Regions from separate parts of the Homo sapiens genome. Here region 1 is linked to region 2. The links are chromatin loops, found by intact Hi-C in ENCODE. Cell type or tissue: IMR-90. All regions are shown on one strand. Each heading gives the region's core, and the rest is flanking DNA. Links, peaks and the distances in the headings are about the cores only.

The links. A loop is a pair of places that touch in the nucleus more often than their neighbours do. Peaks named below come from ENCODE experiments on the same cell type or tissue, not always from the same donor. Only the 100,000 strongest peaks of a DNase experiment are listed, where the experiment ranks them.
Region 1: it touches region 2 in a loop (2.8-fold over the local background); 2 of 110 quality-filtered maps call a loop at or near these places.

Annotation. Positions count from the first base shown.
Region 1 is chr16:31,652,634-31,657,037 of GRCh38, forward strand. No RefSeq gene overlaps it. Among named protein-coding and RNA genes, the nearest start is that of KRABD5, 58 kb to the right of the region's middle. In IMR-90, for the core only: no CTCF peak of the experiment used is centred there; no DNase peak of the experiment used is centred there.
Region 2 is chr16:31,542,442-31,546,845 of GRCh38, forward strand. LINC02190 (long intergenic non-protein coding RNA 2190) reads right to left here. Exons shown (of 2, transcript NR_146571.1): 2 at 4,257-4,404. It also overlaps the pseudogene VN1R64P. Among named protein-coding and RNA genes, the nearest start is that of LINC02190, 8.9 kb to the right of the region's middle. In IMR-90, for the core only: no CTCF peak of the experiment used is centred there; no DNase peak of the experiment used is centred there.

The sequences.
Region 1 (4,404 bases), core at 254-4,253, 110 kb after region 2:
TTTTTGAATTATAAGTTAAACAACTTGAACATGCAGATACCTAAAAGTGTCATCTAGGTGATAGTATTAATATTTTAATAGCTTATAGTTGTGAGTCACAATTGCCCCATTGGGTTTACTGAAAAGGAGTTATTTATCTTCCATGTGTGAATGGCAATAGGCTTTTTATAATCCTAAGCACACAGATCTTTTAAGATTATCACTATGTTTAGATCTGAATAAAATTTATAGGCTTGCAATAACAGAAATTTTAATACTTTTTTCTAATAGAAGTGAAAAACAGTAGAAGTAATTTGTTAAAATGAGTTTAAGAGAAACTTCACATGTATTCATTAAATAACATTTAAACCTCATTGTAAGTTACTGATCAGTAATTCCAATCTATTTTAGTCACTGAAAAAGCGTAACATTCTTTAATTATTCAATCAGAAACAGTATTCTTATTAGTGTTTCTGAAACTTCTAGCAAATGTAGACCCCCAGGATGACAAGATTCATGCAGACAACAAATTTTCTATGTAATAATAGGCTCATTTTAACTTTAAATATAAACACTCAATATATTTCAAAAGTAAAATTAATGGTTCTTTTAAGTCATAAGAAGAATATTGTGATAATTCATTTACTGAAGTGTTTGTCTCAGACTTTGTAATGAATACTTTAAACCAAAAATTAAGTTCTGCATACTATCTATGGATAAAAAGAAGTGGTTTGTAAATTTATCTTTATTTTTACTAAATTAAAAAATTTAAAGCCAAAATGTTATGTCGGGATTTAAAACAAGCATTGGATGACATGGTGTTGGGCATAATGGTTAAGATTGAAATTCGCTGTGAGTTGGTTCCTGATCACATCCGGAACTTTAGGGTTTTGGTAAAATTAAAGCAATTAATGCAAATGAAGGTGCCCGAAGAGCACCCAGCATATAGCTCTCATTTGTTGATTCTGTTAGATCATGATCAATGTTAAGCCTAAAAACAAGATGGCCACATCAGTGGTTTGTAATCCATGTTTATTCTAATCAGTCAGTCTGGGGCTATAGTAGTAGTTGAATGTTTATAATACTACCCTTGTAAAATTCCCATATATTCACACCCAGCATGGATATAAATATGGAAAGATTTCTCATTGAGTACTTCTCTTTAGCATTCCAGTAACACTAGACAAATAAGCACCTAAATGCTGAGTGTTTGTCAGTTTTAAAATTAGAAAAGAAGGCAAGTTTTCTTGTCTACTTGTTTAATACATTTTTTATTGCCAAGTACATATGTTCATTTGATTTAATACATTGAAATGTAGTTTAAAAACATATATTCAAATATCTTTTCTCTAACAAGTGAAGGAATAATTTATTTACAAATGTAGAAATAATTTTACTGTAAGCAGTTGCTTTAGGGGCTGTCTTTTATAGTATTGTATTATTTTGAACATTAAAAATATACATTTTATTCCTTAGTGTTGGGTTTAGACTATTCATTATATTAAAAGTTTACTTATGGCTGGGCGCGGTGGCTCAAGCCTGTAATCCCAACACTTTGGGAGGCCGAGGTGGGCAGATCACCTGAGGTCAGGAGCTCAAGAACAGCCTGGCCAACATGGTGAAACCTCGCCTCTACTAAAATTACAAAAATTAGCTGGGCACGATGTCTGGCGCCTGTAATCCCAGCTATTCGGGAGGCTGAGGCAGGAGAATTGCTTGAACCTGGGAGGCAGAGGTTGCAGTGAGAGATCATGCCACTGAACTCCAGCCTGGGTGACAGTGAGACTCCGTCTCAAAAAAAAAAGTTTACTTACATCACTAAGGGAGCAAGCCATTTGAAATGTATATATATATATATGAAAAATATATGTGTCTGTTTTCTAAGATTTTAAAATGAACAGTTTTTTCTCTCGTCAAATTTCTTAAAGTTTATTTCTTTCTCTTTAAAGTATGAATAGTAGTTTTGATTGGCAAATCAAAGTTGAATGAATTCATGGGGTAAAATGTGATGTTTTAATATATGTATGTAATATGGAATGATTGAGTTAAATAACATCTATCAACTCGCTTACCAGCATTATTTGTGGTAAGACATTTGAAATTTACTCTTAGTCATTTTAAAATATACAATTACATTATGGTTTACTATAGTCACGCTGCTGTGAAATAGATCTCAAAACCTACTTACCTTGTCTGTTAGAAACTTTGTACCCTTCAATCAAAAACTCTATAATTTCTTCCCACCACATCAAGCCTCTAGTAACCCTTATTTCACTTTCTATTTTTTTGAATTAGACTTTATTAGAGTCTACATATAAATGAGATTATGCAGAAAAAATATATAAAGAATTATACTTTTATTGTATCTAAATACTTTTGAAACCAAGGAATTTTTAGTTTCTTTAGTTCAGTGTCCACCATAGTTGATATTCCCATATTAAGTCTCTTACTCTTTTTCATTTTAATTTCATACCAGAAAATGTTTCTTTCTTCTTGAAGTGTACCCTAAAGAAGCTCCTATTGGTAATAAAATCTCTCAAAATTTTCACTTTTGAAAATATTTTAATTTACTCTTATTTATCAAAAGTATTTTAGGCCAGGCACAGTGGCTCACACCTGTAATCCCAGCAATTTGGGGGGCTGAGCTGGGAGGATTGCTTGAGGGCTAGAGTTTGAGACCAACCTGGGCACCATAGTAAGATCTCATTTCTACAAAAATAATTTTTTTAAAATTAGCCAAGCATGATGGTGAGGGCCTGTAATGCCAGCTACTCAGGAGGCTGAGGTGGGAGGATTCCTTGAACCCCAGAGGTTGAGGTTGCAGTGAGCTGTGATTGCACCACTGTGCTTCAGTCTGGGTGACAGAGCAAGACCCCATCTCTAAAAAGAATTTTAAAATGAACAACGAATAAAAATTAAACATTTTAGCTAAATATTCAGTTCTAGCTTTAAATAATGCCTCTTCGAAAAAACTTTTTTGTCCCTGTAAAAATTATGCCAATTTACAAAGACTTCATGACTAAAACACCAAAAGCAATTGCAACAAAAGCCAAAATTGACATGTGGAATTTAATTAAGTGAAAGAGTTTCTGCACAGCAAAAGAAACTATCATCAGAGTGAACAGGCAACCTACAGAATGGGAGAAAATTTTTGCAATCTATCCATCTAACAAAGGGCTAATATCCAGAATCTACAAGGAACTTAAACAAATTTACAAGAAAAAAAAACACAATCCCATCAAAAAATGGGCAAAGGGTATGAACAGACACTTCTCAAAAGATGACATTTATGTCGCCAACAAACATGAGAAAAAGCTCATCGTCACTGGTCATTAGAGAAATGCAATCAAAACCACAATGAGATACCATCTCACGCCTGTTAGAATGGCGATCATTAAAAAGCCAGGAAACAAGAGATCCTGGTGAGGATGTGGAGAAATATGAACACTTTTACACTGTTGGTGGGAGTATAAATTAGTTCAATCATTGTGGAAGACAGTGTGGTGATTCCTTAAGGATCTAGAACCAGAAATACCATTTGACCCAGCAATCCCATTGGATTGCGGTATGGGTGCAATACTAGGCAGCCATAAAAAGAATGAGTTCATGTCCTTTGCAGGGACATGGATAAAGCTGGAAACCATCATCCTCAGCAAACTAACAGAGGAACAGAAAACCAAGCACTGCATGATCTCACTCATAGGTAAGAGCTGAAAAATGAGAACACATGGACACAGGGAGGGGAACATCAAACACTGGGGCCTGTCGGGGGTTGGGGGGCAAGGGGAGGGAGAGCATTATGACAAATACCTAATGCATGCGGGGCTTAAAACCTAGATGATGGGTTGATAGGTGCAACAAACCATCATGGCACATGTGTATCTGTGTAACAAACCTGCACGTTGTGCACATGTATCCCAGAACTTAAAGTAAAATTTAAAATAATTATGCCAATTTAGATTTTAAATTTAATCTAAAATTTATTTCAAATGGTCTTAAATACAATTTACATGTGACTAGATATTAGTTTGGTTACACAATCTTTTCCCACCTTTTTTGGACTATGATTGACAAATAGAAACTGTATTTAAAGTGTAAAAACTAAAATATATGTTTTGATATATTTATATATTGTGAAATTATTACCACAATAAAGCTAATAAACATATCTGTCATGTCACATAGTTACTATTTTTTAGTGTGGTAAGTTCATTTGAGATCCATGTTTCTTAACAAAGTTCAAGTATACAAGATGTAATTATTAAGTATAGTCACAATGCTGTACATTGGGTCTCTAGTATTATTTATTTTGTGACAACAGGTTTGTACCCTTTGACCAATATCTCTCATTTTTTCCCAGTCCCTCAGCCCCAGGTCACCACCATTCTGCTCTCTGTAACTATGAGTTCTACTCTTTTTCAGATT
Region 2 (4,404 bases), core at 98-4,097:
TGAAACATGGCAGTATAGTGGCACCTCAACCTCAGATGATATGGCCCGCTATAGGAGCTAAACATAAGGATTTGTGGAAACTATTAATGGTTCTTAGTAAGATCAAAATTTGGGAAAGAATAAAAAAGGATCTAGAAGGACACTCTACAAATTTGTCTTTGGATATTGCAAAATTAAAAGAACAAATATTTAAAGCATCCCAGGCACACCTGACCGTAATGCCAGGAACTGCAGTGCTTGAAGGAGCTGCAGACGGATTAGCAGCTATTAACCCATTAAAATAGATAAAGACACTTGGAGGCTCTGTGATTTCAATGGTGATTGTGCTTTTAATCTGTGTTGTTTGTTTTTGTGTAGTCTGCAGATGTGGATCCCGACTCCTGTGAGAAGTAGCTCACCGTGATAAAGCCACCTTTGCTTTTATTGCCCTGCAAAAACAAGAAGGGGGACATGCTGGGGATATCCCCCAAATCTGGCCATAAACTGGCCCCAAAAGTGGCCATAAACAAAATCTGCAGCACTGTGATTTGTTTGCGATGGCCATGACACCCATGCTGAAGGTTGTGGGTTCACCGGAATGAGGGCAAGGAACACCTGGCCCACCCAGGGTGGAAAACCTCTTAAAGGCATTCCTAAACCACAAACAATGGCAGGAGTGATCTGTGCCTTAAGGACATGTTCCTGCTGCAGATAACTAGCCAGAGCCTATCCCTTTGTTTCAGCCCATCCCTTTGTTTCCCATAAGGAATACTTTTAGTTAATCTATAATCTATAGAAACAATGTTTATCACTGGCTTGCTGTCAATAAATATTTGGGTAACTCTCTGTTCAGGGCTCTCAGCTCTGAAGGCTGTGAGTCCCCTGATTTCCCACTCCACATGCTATATTTCTGTGTGTGTGTCTTTAATTCATCTAACCCCACTGGGTTAGGGTCTCCCCCGACTGAGCTGGTCTTGGCATTTAACCAACCAGAATTTTGAAAGTAATGTTTATATATTTAAAAAGTTTTTTAAAATCAAACCCAATTTTAAAAATTAACTTGATAAAAATTTTGTGATGGAGAAAGATGTAGATGATTTTTAAACCTAATTTGTTTTGGTCAGTATTTAGAAGACTGCTGTGTGCACTTGAGCCCCTTCTTCACTGGACATTGCTGGTTATTCTGGACACTATGAGAATGAAGGATAGAAGCCATGTACTTGGCTATTGGCTCTTGTGGAAATGTAAAAAAATGTGAGGGAAATACCTCCTGCTTTTCCTCTTCTCTTATGTTTCGTAGGGGTAATAACCCTGTCCCCATATAACAGGCACAGTTACCAATAGCGACCTCATCAGCCTCACAGACGGGTCCCTTTCTGGCCCTCAAACCCCATTCTGGCCTCACCTCATCCTCCCAACAATGTCACCTACCATGTTCCTCCCACCTAAGGTATTCCAAGCTCATGTTCATTGTGGTCATGTTTTTTAAAAAAACTTTAGGCAAATTAAGTTGAACAGGATTTAATTGAGCAAAGAATGACTTGCAAACCAGGCAGCTCCCTTAACCAGAATAGGTTCAGAGAGACTCCATGCTGCTGTGTGGTTGGAGAGGATTTATGGACAGAATCAAGAAAGTGACATACAGAAAAAAGTACAGAAGTGAGCTGCAGAAACAGCTGCATTGGGTATAGCTTGGCATTTATCTTATTTGAACATGATGTGAACAATTGGCCGTCTTTGATTGGCCAAAGCTCAATGATTGGTACAAGAGCAGGCCATAGTCTATCTATACATCCAGGTAAGTTACAGTTAACTAGGTAGAGAGAAACTTTTAGGCCAAACTTAAAATATATAAGAAGACAGGTTTAGGCTAAACTTAATTTAACAATCTCCTCTTTTGGTCAAACTCTCAATTTTGTGTGTGACCAAAACTTAGGGCTTTAGTGCTACTCTGAGTCACTATCATGTTGGGCTTCTGGTCTCAGCAAATACATTCATAGATTGTGTTGTTTTCATGATTGTAAAAAGTAAAGTAGAGGTTCCTCTTCAAAGATTTTCCTCCCCATTTAATTAGGAATAAATAGTAACTTCCCTTAGAAGCAAAATTTATTCAAAGACCTGTGCTAACATTCTTAAATATCTGCTAGCCATGATAAAGAAATCAATGTACTTTGTGTTCTTAGCTCCCACAATTTAGCCTAAATATTTGCCCTGGCATGCTTATACTGGTTCAAGCAAGCATTAAGTCATAGCCTGTTCCTCTTCCTTATTTGAAGGTGTTTTTACCTTTCTTAGTATTCCACAAGTTACTCCCTCCTTCCTTTGTTCTCCTCTGCCTTTGACTCTTTTAAAAAGTTCTAAATTGCTAGCCAATTGGGACAAATACAGAATGTAAGGCCCCATTCCAGCCAGTGGAAACCAGGCACAGCAGTAGGGTGGACACGTCAGGTTATAAATAACCCTGTGTCCTTTGTTCAGTGTACTCTCTTGGCAAAACTGCTGGCAAGTGTAACCTTTCTGCAGGAAGTAAAAATGGCCTTGCTGAGTAAATTAAATTTATGTTCAAGTGCTATTTCTTTATAGCACCAGGGAACAAGCATTTCAAACAATGAGCATACATTTCTTTGAGTTTTTGTCATTCCAGTCAAAGAGATCATTTGCCATTCCATAGATGGCTGCAAACAAACATTTAATACTTTTGAGAGAATACAGAATACTTGGGAGATTACTGTTGTGAGTATCCGGAGGATAATACCAAGAGTTTGGAGTATGCTCCTTAGCCAGGGTCCAAACCAAACCAATTAAAATAAAATAGATCAAGGAGTGAGCTAGATAGAGTACTTGTTTTAACCCAGCAGGCTGTTTGTTAATTCCCTACAACTAAATCTCTCTAATACCTATGTATTCAACCATGTGCAGATTCTTCCACGTTCAGCCATTAGGTCATCTAGAGTTATTCTATTATCTAGCACAACTATAGCAACGGAACTTGAAGAAGACTGCTGTACAACCAAAGCCTTTGCAGTAGAAGCTGCTACAGAGCCCACTATGAGGGACAAATGTCTAATCATTGCCTCATTTATATTTACTCCAAACTATAGAAAAAGAGACCTAAGAAATGATGCCCATCGACAAGCGTGAAGGCCTCCTGGCAATATTCTCTTCACCCTATGCTGTAGGTTAAGAGGAGTGAACCAATGTTCTGTCTCTGGCTGATTATGGAGCAACAAAACTACCATTAAAATTCCTCATCCACATTGGCCCTTCATCTTTTATCCCTCAAGGCATAAGGTTGGCCATTATAAAATTGGCTTCAAAATACCCCACAAATAGGCTGGGTGTGGTGGCTCAGGCCTGTAATCCCAGCACTTTGGGAGGCTGAGGCAGGTGAATCACCTGAGGTCAGGAGTTTGAGACCAGCCTGGCCAACATGGTGAAACCCTATCTCTACTGAAAATACAAAAAATTAGCTGGGTGTGGTGGTAGGCGCCTGTAATTCCAGCTACTTGGGAGGTTGAGGCAGGAGAATTGCTTGAACCCAGATGGCAGAGGTTGCAGTGAGCCGAGATCACACCACTGCAACTCCAGCCTGGGCAACAGAGTAAGACTCTGTCTCAAAAACAAAACAAGGCTGAGCGTGGTGGCTCACGTCTGTAATCCCAGCACTTTGGGAGGCCGAGGCTGTCGGATCGCAAGGTCAGGAGTTCGAGACTAGCCTGACCAACATGGTGAAACCCCGTCTCTACTAAAAATACAAAAATTAGCTGGGCATGGTGGTGTGCCCCTGTAATCCCAGGTGCTTGGAAGGGTGAGGCCAGAGAATCGCTTGAAACTGGGAGGGTAGAGGTTGCAGTGAGCCAAGATCGCGCCACTGCACTCCACCCTGGGTGACAGGGTGGACTCTATCTCAAAAAAAGAGAAAACACAACAGAAAACAAAATGTCCCACAAATAGCCGGGCACGGTGGCTCACGCCTGTAATCCCAGCACTTTGGGAGGCTGAGGTGGGCGGATCATGAGGTCAGGAGATCGAGACCATCCTGGCTAACATGGTGAAACCCCGTCTCTACTAAAAATACAAAAAAATTAGCTGGGCGTGGTGGCGGGCGCCTGTAGTCCCAGCTACTCGGGAGGCTGAGGCAGGAGAATGGCGTGAACCCGGGAGGCGGAGCTTGCAGTGAGCCGAGATGCGCCACTGCACTCCAGACTGGGCCAGAGCGAGACTCTGTCTCAAAAAAAAAAAAAAAAAAAAAGAAAATGTCTAAGTTGGAAACAACGGTAAGTGGACAATAGTGGATTTTATTTGCAAAAGTGAAACAGAGTTTATGTTTCCACGCAGGGTTCTCTCACTTTGAATGTAATTATCAGACACTGAAAAATGACAAATGGCCTCCAGGGATTTTTCAATAGGCATGATCTTCTTATC